Regions from separate parts of the Homo sapiens genome. Here region 1 is linked to region 2. Evidence: chromatin contacts called from ENCODE Hi-C or POLR2A ChIA-PET data. All regions are on one chromosome and are shown on one strand. Each heading gives the region's core, a stretch centred on a gene start or an enhancer-like site at or near the end of the contact. The rest is flanking DNA. Distances are from core to core; before and after follow the strand shown.

Evidence for each region. A loop is a pair of places that touch in the nucleus more often than their neighbours do. ChIA-PET counts read pairs that join two places held with the same protein, here RNA polymerase II (POLR2A). Pooled maps may share reads with other maps.
Region 1: a map of CD4-positive, alpha-beta memory T cell shows a loop between it and region 2 (3-fold over the local background). The contact joins the enhancer-like site here to the promoter of IL21-AS1 in region 2. A Hi-C loop is called at or near these places in 3 of 168 maps with a recorded cell type or tissue (CD4-positive, alpha-beta memory T cell and naive thymus-derived CD4-positive, alpha-beta T cell) and 8 of 50 pooled maps. POLR2A ChIA-PET finds 5 or more read pairs at or near these places in 7 of 52 experiments (A673, CD4-positive, alpha-beta T cell, K562 and 3 more).

Annotation. Positions count from the first base shown.
Region 1 is chr4:122,575,615-122,581,974 of GRCh38, forward strand. No RefSeq gene overlaps it. Among named protein-coding and RNA genes, the nearest start is that of IL21-AS1, 40 kb to the right of the region's middle. Within about 2 kb of position 2,922, at least 3 of the 41 ENCODE cell types and tissues checked have a DNase peak (open chromatin) inside an H3K27ac peak, as active enhancers do; they include CD4-positive, alpha-beta T cell, where a contact is called at or near this core.
Region 2 is chr4:122,616,726-122,623,082 of GRCh38, forward strand. IL21-AS1 (IL21 antisense RNA 1) reads left to right here and starts at 2,258. Exons shown (of 11, transcript NR_104126.1): 1 at 2,258-2,767; 2 at 3,243-3,440; 3 at 4,143-4,346; 4 at 4,470-4,596. IL21 (interleukin 21) reads right to left here and starts at 4,341. Exons shown (of 5, transcript NM_021803.4): 1 at 4,119-4,341; 2 at 3,976-4,011. The coding sequence starts at 4,286. RefSeq lists an enhancer at 3,428-4,627.

The sequences.
Region 1 (6,360 bases), core at 1,672-4,171, 40 kb before region 2:
TTTTTTTATTTGAGGTTACCATGAGCCTTGCAAATAACATCTTATAACTCGTTATTTAATTTAATTGATTTATCCATTTATTTATTTGAGACAGGGTCTTGCTCCATTGCCCAGGCTGGAGTGCAGCGGGGTGATCTTGGCTTACCATAATCTCTGCTTCCTAGGCTCAAGTGATCCTCCCACTTCAGCCTCCAAAGTAGCTGCGACTATAGGCACATGCCATCATGCCTGGCTCATTTTTGTATTTTTTGTAGAGATGGGGCTTCTTCATGTCACCCAGGCTGGTCTTGAACTCCTGGTCTCAAACAATCCGCCCACCTCAGCCTCCTAAATTGCTGGGATTATAGGCATGAGCCACTGAGCCCAGCCATAACCCATGATTTTAAACTAATGACAACGTAAGCTTGATTGCAAAAACAAAGAAGCAAAGATAAAAGCTAATACAAACTCTACCCTTTTACTTAATCCTCCCTTTAAACTTTTGGTTGTTTCATGTTATATTTTATTATATACTATGTCTTAAAAGCTGTTGTAGTTATTTTTGATAGGTTCATCTTTTATTGTTTCTACTCAAGATATGAGTGGTTTATACACCACAATTGCAGTGTTACAATATTCTGTATTTGTTTATGTACCCACTATTACCAATAAGTTTTATACCTTCAGATAATTTCTTATTGCTCATTAACATCCTTTTCTTTCTTAAAATGAAAGTGAAGCAAATACTATGTCCACATTTATGAGTAGGCTCCTAGTGATAATGGAGCAAAGCAACTAGCCCTCAGGCAGGGCCTGGTAAGGTCACCATGCTTCACTCAGCACCTGGAGTCTCGCATAGCAAGCTCAGATGTGCCAGTTTAGAGGGTCTGACTCACATTAACCAATTCACAATATGCTGATCAGTTCCCAGGGTCTTTATAATAAAGCGGGAAATTACTCAACAGACTGGATATTTGTAAGTATGTAATTTTTACCAACAGGAGAGTGGCTTCCTTTAAAGTTCAGAGAACCCCTTATTCTGTAGTCCTCTCACAACACTGTCTGAAAGGGCTAATTCTAAAAAATATCTCATCATCCAAACTTTGTGGCTGGTACCCTAAAGAGGCCCTGGTTGAATGCAATGACGTCTGGGCTTCTATTTTGATGTACATGTCACAGCACTATGTCCTAAGAGACATGTTTTAAAGAGGCCTGAGAGAATCGAAGACAACCTATTCATAAAAACATTGATATGAATATAGATGTATAAATGTGCACATCACCATAATGTGAGTTTAAAAGTAGAGAGAAAAAACATCATGGAGAAAAACAAGTTTTTAAAGCACAATATACAGAATAATTTTACAACTAAAACTTTGTGGCCTAGAGCATCAAGCCTGTTAATTCGTCATTTCTTTATCTGCATTGCCCCCCAGTGGTAAAATGGCATTAGTCCTTTGGAGAAATTAGGTAGATTGAGAGTAAAGGAGACAGGCTGGAACAAGAAAGAGGCAACAGTTCAGATTAAAAAATAAAATAGAAAAGAAGGAAAGTTTTTGTTTCCTGGAGCAGTAATCAGGAGAGTTTGGCATGAGAATGTTGGGGAGAGCCCCTGGCACCTGCAGGAGCAGCTTTTGCTGCCCATGGACATTGGTTAGGTCTCTTACATTTCTTAGAATTGACGAGGTTTTGCTTTGCTTTGTTTTGCAGGCCTGTGTAGGGTGGGTGTTGTGATACTGAGTCACATTGCTCAGCCACCACTGTACCTACCCTGTACTCCCCATCATCTCAGAGAAATGTGGCCTAGGAAATTGGATGACATGGTCCATAGTATGCATTTAGCAGAGGAGATGTTGGCAGAATAGCTTAGTGGCCCAGAAATGCAGGGCATTCTACCCTTTTTAGCTACCCTGGGGACTCACAGACAGACGAGGGCCTTTTAAAGAGGGTGTTTGTTTATAATTTATGTCCATCTATTTTCAATGAGACAAGGAGAGCTACAATGAATATCACAGTCAAATGGACATTAGAAAAATAAAGATGGCAAACTAGAAACAATCTTGAGGAAGGAGCAGAAACAGTACAGGGACTTTGGCACAAGGTGATTACCACAACTAAGCATTGCATTTAGTTCTAAATTATGGCTAATGCAAACTGGAAATGCAGGGAATTATATAGTTTCCATTGCCTGGAGCAAGAAAACTTAACTGATCTTCAGAGATACACAGTTCTTGGCATTATATGACAAGAGGAATTCCAGAAATCCTAGATCCATAAATAAATATTGCTATTGAAAATTGAAATATTGCATTCAATTGCATTGAAACTATCCAAATGTATAGTTGATTCTCTTCCATGAGAGCTTGCAGACCTGTTACTACACCTAGTTAGTTCCCCTAACCTCTGGTGAGACCTCTAGTGGGCCATGGAGTTACTGCAAAGTGTCCGTGAATCTCGATTCTAGAGGGATCGTTTCAGTAGTGAAAAAATGTTTTGTGCAAATAAATGTACCAATATTTTTCAAAAATATTTAATATGAAGATTATTATAACTAGTAAAATATAAATTTATTTAAAAGAACTACTGAATTCACATTAGCTTCTAGTTATTACAGACTTTCTTAATTAGAGTCTACTAATAATGCCATTATTTTAAAATTGTATATTACAAGTAGGTCCTTGTGCTTGTAAAGGTTGTAAACCATCACTGGTGCAGACTATCTAGATGGTGTTATTAATCTAAGCGGAGAGGGCAGACACTGCCCACCCCTCCTTAATCATACTCTCAATAACTTTTTCATGTTCTATGATGAGCTCCAAGGAAGGCACTTTGTGCTCGGATGCTCTGGGGCTTTGCTCAGTAGTTAGCTTTGTGGTTTTAGGAGGCCCAAGAGAACTTCAGGGCTTTCCACTCTGAGCACTTTGTTCAGGAAGCTTAAGAGACTTGTTGTGGTTTCGGAAATGACATGCTTGAAGTTGGAGTTCGCACAAACTACTGCTCCTGCTTAAACAGATGGTAGGAAGAAAGACAGCCATAGGGGCTGGTGGCCTGAAAACCGAAGCTGTGGTTGTCTCCACAGACAACTGTTCTTCAACAAGCTTGCAATTAATTGCTCCACAGAGACATACGCACTTCTTTCATGTGGGCAAAGAAAGAACTTTATCAGACAAAAAGCCTCATTTCTCTTAAAACGGGATGAAGGGGAGGAAGTTAGGCAGTCAATCGGGGCAGATTTTACAACACTGAAAATCACGTTTTTGTTGAGTTCTCCCTTAACATATGGGTGACTCCATGCTGCTATAGATGCTTCGTAGATATTTGTGTTACTGTCAACTGCTGGCTGATAACTGCCATAAAGCCCCTAGAGAGGGGGAGGCAGAGCTCCCTCAAGCAAGCCTAAAATCTTAACCTACTGTGGTCTAACTCAACCAGCTTAACTTGGCTGTCTGGGGACAGAAGCTGATGGCAACAAGATTTCAAAAGTAAAATGGGCATGTGCAAAGCCTTGTAAGAAACAAAGTATTTCAGCCTCACCTGATGCAGTGGTGCCATTAAACAAGCTACCAAATCAGCATCGCAAAAACAGACTGGCATATTTGTTAAATATAGTACCAAGGTCACAAATAGTTTTTAGTTATAACTTTAAATTTATATATAGACACATATAAATTTGAATGTCTAGACAAAAATGCCTCTCCCACAGTCTATCATGGCTCCTAAGTTATACCATTGGAAATTCATTGATTTGAGCCAAGAGTCTTTTCTATCTCAGAATGTGAACATTCTGGTGGATGTGTCTGGTAGAAATGGGGAAAATGACACACATCTGAAGATGGGACAAGGTGCCAGTAAGGAAAATAGAATGATAAAGGAAAATAAAAGGTAAGACAGATAGTTCTCACAGCTTGGAATGTTTGGAATCTATGGTCAGAAACAAGGTGGCCAAAGGCAAAAATCACAAACTGGGCAAGGTTCTGCCGGCTTGTGGCCCAACCTCTCAGCTCCCCTCCTCTTCCCTGCCAGGCCCTCCTCCCCTTTGGCAGACTTGATCTCAAGCTTTAAGCTCTTTTTTACCCTCTTTGCTTTAGCAAACCTATCATATAAAGCGCACTGAACCAAGGAAACACACATTCACATCTTGATTCTTTGGCTAAGACATTCCATCTCTTTCCATCTTTCTTGTAAAATATGGTTATTACTATATATTTATATAGTATATATATATATGCTAAATATATATTATATATTTATATAGTGTATATATATGCTAAATATATATTATATATTTATATATAAAAATATATTTTTTCTTGCATCTTAACATTACTGAAGTCTGGAAACATTTTTAAATGAGTACCTTTTTTTTTGCACTTTCTCACAGGTTACTGTGAGGGCTGAATGTGCAAAACTTTTTCTAAAGTGTTGCCAATGTATAACCGTAGACAAATAAAATGCCCTGAGATCATTCCCTACAGCATCTGCTGTCTATGGAATGATGGTCCAAATGATTGCCAGTGACATCTCACAGGTTCCTACACAGCATGCACATGAGGACTTATAAAGTATAAAGGCTGCTGGAAGATGAATGTTGGTCTTCTGGCAGATGAAGAAAGAGGAAGGTTTGAGGACAGGCCAGCCATGTGGTGCTTCTCAGTATACCAGGTGGATAATCCTCACTCTTATTCCTGGGCTATTCTTCAGCAATTTTTATAGTATAGCATCTATTGTCTTTAAAGTATTATGGTCAGGGAATGCATGGCGTCAGGCCTACTGGGGGTCTTGCTGTGGTCAGCATTCTTAAATTCCAAGAAGATGAATTTCTCAAAGTTAGACAATAAGTTATTGGCAGAGTCAGGATTCAAACTTAGAAACCCCTGTGTCCTGTGCAGATAAACAAACCTGTGCAGCCAGTGAATGGAGAGTCAACAAATATTTATTGAATGGCTGCTATGTGCTAGGTTCTACACCAGCCATCAGACATGCAAAAATGAATACATCCTCCTACAAACTGATAATAGATAGGAGAATGTGCTAAGAGCATGAAGTAGAAATTCACAAAAAAAATTTCAAATGACCAATAAATGTTTAAATGCGTGTAATTCACTAGCAAAATAAATTTAAGGCCAGGCATGGTGGGTCATGCCTGTAATCCCAGCACTCTAGGGGCCAAGGCAGGAGGATTGCTTGAGCCCAGGAGTTCAAGACCAGCCTGGGGAACATAGCAAGACCCCTTCTCTTAAAAAAAAAAAAAAAAAATTAACAGGTGGTGGTGCATGCCTGTAGTAACAACTACTCAGGAGGCTGTGGTGGAAGGATCCCTTGAGGTCGAGGCTGCCATGATCACAGCACTGCACTCCAGCCTGGGTGATAGAGCAAGACCCTGTAACAAAGAAAGAAAAAGAGAAAGAGATTGAGAGAGGAAGGAAAGAAGGAAGGAAGGAAAGAAGGAAGGAAGGAAGGAAGGAAGGAAGGAAGGAAGGAAGGAAGGAAGGAAGGAAGGAAGGAAGGAAAGAAGGAAGGAGAGAGAAAGGGAGCGAAAGAGAAAGAAATAAATTTAAGTTAAAAGGAGAAACCTTTTTTTTTTTTTTTGCTCTGTTTGTCAAAGGTTAAAAACATGACTATACTCAGTGTTAGGAGAGTGTGGGGTCACTTTCCTATCCAGGTGATGTTAAAATACTACCTTGCTAGGGGAGTTTGACAATATGTATCAAAATAAAAATGCCTGTCTTTGTCTTGGCAATTCCTAGTTCAGGAATTTAATCAAAGGAAATAATAGAAAAGGGGCTCAAGGATGTGTGTACAAATATTTTCATTGAAGTATTGTTCATAATAACGGTTTCATTTAAATGTTGTTTACAGTATTGTTAAATAGTTTATGGTCCATCCTTTCCATGGAATGCTGTGCAGTTGATAATGTATACCTATGTTAGGATAGTTATCCACAATATATAACTAAGTAAAAATAATGACAGCATGCTATATACAGCTTAATCCTATTTCTGTTTTTTAAAATGTGTACATGCTTATATACATAGAAATAAATTTTAAAAATCCTCCAAGATTGTAAACATGAACTAGCCTTTCATTTTTATACTTATTTCTTTAATTTTTTGCAATGATCTTTGATTACTGTTTTTTTTTTTTTTTTGAGACGGAGTCTCACTCTGTCACCCAGACTGGAGTGCAGTGGCGCAATCTCGGCTCACTGCAAGCTCTGCCTCCCGGGTTCGCACCATTCTCCTGCCTCAGCCTCCTGAGTAGCTGGGACTACAGGCGCCCGCCACCACGCCCGGCTAATTTTTTGTATTTTTAGTTGAGATGGGGTTTCACCATGTTAGCCAGGATGGTCTCGATCTCCTGACCTTGTGATCCTCCCACCTC
Region 2 (6,357 bases), core at 1,008-3,507:
AAATGGAATTTACTGGAAAAACCAAACATATACTGACTTGTTGAAAAATTTTAATGCTGATCCAAAAGCTTATATCCAGGTGACTTGTATCCAACTTACTTTTTTCTTTCAGCAAACGTGTGTATGTGATGCTATTTTCCCCCTGAAGTTGCTATATTTTCATTTCACTATGCATATGGAAGCTACTACCTTATAACCAGAAGCCTCAATCCCTCCCAGTCCCTACAAAGGCAGGCCTATACGTAACAATATTACCTGAATCTTCTTATGGACAATCAGCTGAACACAGCATCTGGCCTGCTTTGCATTTTCCAACCCATATGCTTACCCAATATGAATGTAGATTAATAATATGCATCTCTAAGACACAAACCTATCAGGTTTGCTTTGCATATATAGCCACAAGCCGAGAAGCAGCTTATCTGGTTTCCTTATATCAAGGCAGATTGCCTCTCATAAGGGCAAGGTGGTGTCCTTTCCATATGTTTGCCAAAATGCTTATTTAATAGAAACTATTTATAAATGTTCAATATAGCACTTTTTTTTCCTTGAAAACCACACGTTCATGTTTGTTGAAGTTTTTTCTTTTCTCTTCTTTTTGACCACAACCGGCTTAACTTACTGGAAAAAATAATATTCATATTTAAAGAGGTAAATTTTCCAGCTGAAACTGAAAATACTGACTGCTTCATCCGTGATGATCTGAAAAACCAGCATTTCTCACAGAGGCTCATTTTGCTGAGTTAACATTTACATGTGTATGCTGAAAGAAAATTAGGTTCCAAAGAAGTAGAGGGGCCCTGCCAGCCAAATGAACTCCCTTGAGATAATATTGCCAGGAATGGTCAGTACCGGTACTCAAAGCACTGAAATTGTAAAACTACAATTTCAGTTGTAAAAACAACTGAAAATCTTTTCTGAAAGCCTTTGAATGGTACCTGGACACTGACGCCCATATTGATGGGGCTGTGCTTCCTCTCCCACCCTTCCTTGTTTACCTCTGTTAACAGACAATGGGGTTTTGTTTTCTTCTGTTCTGCAAGCAGCAGAGCTGTGTCTGGCAATATGTGGTCCAGGATAAATAACTGCGGGAATTGGCTTTATATGCACATCAAAGGCAGCCTCAAAAGAGGAAAAGAAGTAGAGGGCTGTCGCCACTAAACTGCCTTAAGGATGTATTGAGAAGGAGAGTGAAAAGATTAACCTTGATTTAGGCAGCCTCAGGTGCCCTATCACTCAGGAGTCTACAGGATGCCAACTCCATATTTAGCACTGTCTGGAAGCATGAACATTGCTTTCCTTTGCTATGCCTTGGTGACAACAGACTCCAAAGGCAAGACTTTGTTTCCCTCATGCTTTAACATATGAGAACATGAGGAGTTTTCTGCTGCTACATTGTTTTGCAGACTAGAAGGAGCGGTAGTAAAGTCAAACGCAAGAATTAACAAACCATTCCTCTTCAGCTGAAGAACAAGTCAAGTGCTGCTTTTGCCAGGAGTCACACTTGGCTTTGTTGTTTTGCAATTGAATTTTTGAAATTTTTTACCTCCTTAGGGCTTTTTTTTTTTTCTTTTGTAGAAACAGGATGTCTCACTATTTTGCCCAGGTTGTTCTCAAACTCTTGACCTCAAGCAATCCTCCAAACTTGGCTTCCCAAAAGGATTACAGGCATTGGGATTACAGGCAGGAGCCACTTCACCCAGCTGAGGCCTATTTTTACATTTTTTTCCTTTTGCAAAGAAAGCCCTGGCCATTCACACTAAGAAGTCTTGCTAATTGGGCAAGACTACCTTTGTCCTGGCTGGGTGCAGTGGCTCACGCCTGTCATCCCAGCACTTTGGGAGGCCAAGGCAGGTGGATCACGGGGTCAAGAGATTGAGACCATCCTGGCCAACATGGTGAAACCCCGTCTCTACTAAAAAATACAAAAATTAGCTGGGTGTGGTGGCGTGCGCCTGTAGTCCCAGCTACTCGGGAGGCTGAGGCAGGAGAATCGCTTGAACCTGGGAGGCAGAGGTTGCAGTGAGCTGAGATCGCACCACTGCACTCCAGCCTAGCAACATATCGAGACTCCGTCTCAAAAAAAAAAAAAAAAAAAAAAAAAAAGGATTACCTTTGTCCTACACACAAACTAGGTTTATATCAGGGTTTCTCAACGGTGATACCACTGACATTTGGGGCTAGATAATTCTTTGTTGTCAGGGCTGTCTTGTGCATTCTAGAATGTTTAGTACCTGGCTTCTACCTACTAGATGCCAGTAGCACCCCCATTCTACCTCCAAGTGTGACAACCAGAAATTTTTCCAGCCAATGCCAAATGTTTTCTGGGGCACAAAAATCACCACCGGTTGAGAACCACTGGTTATATGATTAGACGGAAAGAAAAAGAGAAAAAGAAAGATGCCTGGCTAGGCCAATTAGAGATCTTAGATAATTACTATATGCATGCAACATTAGATAGTTTTATTTTCATTAAACTTTTAAATCTTTTAAAATCTCTTACAGACCCTACTTTGAAGCTAGCTTGATATAATGCTAATGTGACCTTGAACGATTTCTTTCTTCCTGAGTTTGCCTACTAGTATAGCTTAAAGATCCAAGTTACACTATTACTCACTTATATCATAGCCAGCATTGCTTGATCAGATTATCAGATAGATACAGTATCACGGAGACAAAATCCTTTCATTATGATGTAAGATAAAAAATATCTTTCATTAACAACACACGTAAAGGAAGTACCCACTGGACCAACTCAGGTTAGAAGGTGGAATCTCTTTCTTATTTCTTATTTTGCAAGTTATAGACTACAGCCAGGAAACTCTGGAAAGAACTCTAACCATAACAGTTAAACAAGGTGCATGAGATGCTAGAAATGTATGTTTTGATAATTAGGCACATTGATTAAGAAGTATTTTCAGTTATTGGAAAAGTCTTTCCAATAAGCTGAATGTGCTACTTTCATTTTAGATGCTGCTTATTAGAAAAGGACCTAGTAAATGAGAGTGTTTGGGTTCAGAGCTAGAGAGTGAATTTTAGAGAAAAGCAATAGTTGTGACTCATTCACTTTCTAAACTTTTACACATAGTCATTTACGATAATTGTTTTCTTTGCAATGTATCTTCTTAAGTCTCCCCCTTTGTAGTGTCCTAATTACTGGTAGCACTTTTAGTTATTCTAATTTATGCAATTAAAGGTCTGTGACAATGAAAACATTTCCCCAATTGCATTTATACTCTCAGGGTACCAGACCAGAAGATCAGATCGTAGAAGTTACTGGAGAAAAAGATCAGCGGACAGCACTCTTGAACTACATGCCAGGCCTCTTCTTCCTGGAACTCTAATGGATTTAAATGGCTTAAGAGACGGGATGAATTGTTGAAAATGGTTCTTTCAAAAGACCTCACGGAAGGCCAAAGACAAGACTCACTGAGGCCAAGGTATATGTGAATTATATTCTGAAGGACAGCTTTGATTTCCACACCACCATTTCTCCATGCTGTCCCTGTAATCTAATTCTTTCTTTCTTTCTTTTTTAAGTTTGTTATTAAAAGGTTAATTCTGCTTCCTACTGTATGTATCTATGTTTCTTCGGTAGGATAACAAAGAAGGCTCAAAAGCTTTCATGCCCAAGGGCTCTTAAAGAGTAACTAGCTGTGCATTGTTCAGAAACTGATCAGAGTATAGATTTCGTTTCTAGTTTTGTTATTCTGTCTCAGCAATACTACTTAGGAGTACTCTTAGAGATTCTTGAAGATAAACATAGTTTATGAGGAATATAATATAGCATTTTTTAGTTGGTTTTTGGTAAATCAATGAATTTAACCAAAATATAAATAAATATTTCATCAATTATTAGACCGCTAAGTTCATTAAAATTCAGTATACTCCTATATAATCATGCTAATGTCTTTCTTATTGGATTTAAAAACTTATGTCCAATGTATTTTCAGAAATAAATTCAACTGGTCTTACCTCTACATCTTCTGGAGCTGGCAGAAATTCAGGGACCTAGAGCAAAAGAAAATTTGTTCTGAGTTATTTTTATAAGCCAAACCCTCCTTTTATATTAATTGAAAAGTATGATTTAGATTTTGTTGTGACAAATATAGTCTTACCAAGTCATTCACATAATTTTTCAGCTGATCAACAATATCTATAAGTTGACGCATTCTAATCATGTGGCGATCTTGACCTTGGGAGCTTGATTTGTGGACCAGTGTCCCCAAGAAGATGACCATCAGACAGATGACAATCCTCTCCATGTTGCCAGGACTGGATCTCATAAGTACCAACAGTAGAGCTAGACCTTGGTCTCGTTTTCACTTCAGCTTGACTGAGAACAGGTTGTCAGTTAAGCTACCTATTTATTCATCCTTCAGGGAGAGGTAAAGCCCTCCCATTGCAGCCTGGAAATCTTTGTAAAATGGATGAATGTGAGTAACTCTTTTTTCTTTTCCACTGGCTAGGTATACGTGTGCATGTGCTAATGTGTGGGGGCAGGGATTGATGGAGTCAACGAAATGTGCCCCATCTGCATCTTTGACAGGAAAAAGAGAGAATGGGTGAATTCCAATTTTCAGCATGAATCAAGAAGTATGTATAATAAACAGTAGGTACTACAAGACTTCAAAAAAGTAAACAAAAACACTTTGATCTCTTTTTCTCGGCCTCCCCTGGCATCTTACCTGTTCTCTCTGACAGTCATAAGGGCACTTTGATAATGAGTAAGATGGCAACATGTGCTTTCATGCAGGACTTTTTCTTATGGTAATAACTATGTCTTTTGACTAAAATCATCCAGTATTCCATCATAAAAGTAGGAGGAGAGGCTACCTTTTAGGAAATTTTAAATAAAGAGGTATTTTCCAAATTAGCAAGAATATTTTAGGTTCTTACCAAGTTTCAAGGGTTTAAAATAGAATTTGCTTCCAACTGTTCACCAAAGCATCTTTACTAAGCATTTATTTTGGCTTCTGTCATGTTATTTAACAATCTGATTTATTAATATCACAAATGATTCTAAGGGAGTTGATAGAAAATCTATCCTTCCCAATCAAGATCTCACTCTACCATCATTTTAAAAATTATCTAATGTCCATCTCTTCTATATAATACATCAATTAAATGAGTCAAACTTGCTAATGCTCATTCTTGTCCAAACCAAAAAATGTTTCCAAACAGCAAAATAAAATATACCCATAAATGATTCGTTTTCTCTTAGGGTAGTGTTACTTATTTCTGTTAGATACTATTTCCTCTGGGTGTGAGCAACACATTTCTAACTGCATCTGTGACCGGGTAGAGGTTAATTAAAGATCCAAAGCCCAGAAATGGTTTTATCATCCTCCTTTCTTCTGCTTCTCTTGTCCCTGAGACTCTTTTAACCCATTTGAGAAAGTTGAATATAATATTCTAGCTAGAGAGTCATGTACTATATAAGACCATAGGTCTTATAAGTGAAACTCTTGACTATAGATTTTATTCATTCATTCATTCATTCATTCATTTCATTACATACTTTAGAATACCATACTTTATTCTAGACTGTTACGTAGCCAACATAAATTGGAGTTTTCACTTGATTTGCTCTGAAGTTGACTGTAATCTTTTTATTATGGAATATCTATTCAAGAGTATACAGGTTTGGCCTTATACAGTAGATAAGAGTTCATACAACATGATCAAGAATTCCTCCCTGTAATAGTTAAATTCTATATGACAAGATTCTGTGCAACTTATGAATGCATGTGGACTAAGGGTTGCCACTTGGTGCCTCCACATTGCCTGTATGGTCTTTGTACATGCACTCCTTATCCACCTAAACAGATGTGCATCTCCTTGAAGACACTAACCACGGTGGTTAGGAGGTCAATTTCTAAAGCTTGAGTTCAAATCAAGGTCCTAACAATTAATAGCACATATGATCCTGTGTGTGTAATTGCAAAAGGAAGGCAAGTACAGAATCTACTCATAGGGTTGTGATAAGGCTTAAATGAGACATTCCAAGTAAAAGGGCTAAGTACAGCACATAACATCCCGGGAGGTTTGCATGCTGATCGTGGATGAGGGTGAAGGGGAGAACTTTAAGAAGCCTAGGGGAGGCTAAACTGATCAGAGAAGGAGGAGAATGGACAGATCAGTGTTCAGCCAGAATACACTTGTGTGGTTGTACTGGTGGTTTAACAAAAAATAAAAAAGTCAAATATCTTTCATACTGCCTAGAGAGAACCATTGCTCCTGGCCCTGGAGTGCCTCACCACTATGTTAGACAACCCAGTCCCTCCCTGAGACATCCTAGCCCTCTCCATAATCCATCCACCAGTACATCAGGGGTCTCAGAGTCTTGCTCCAGCA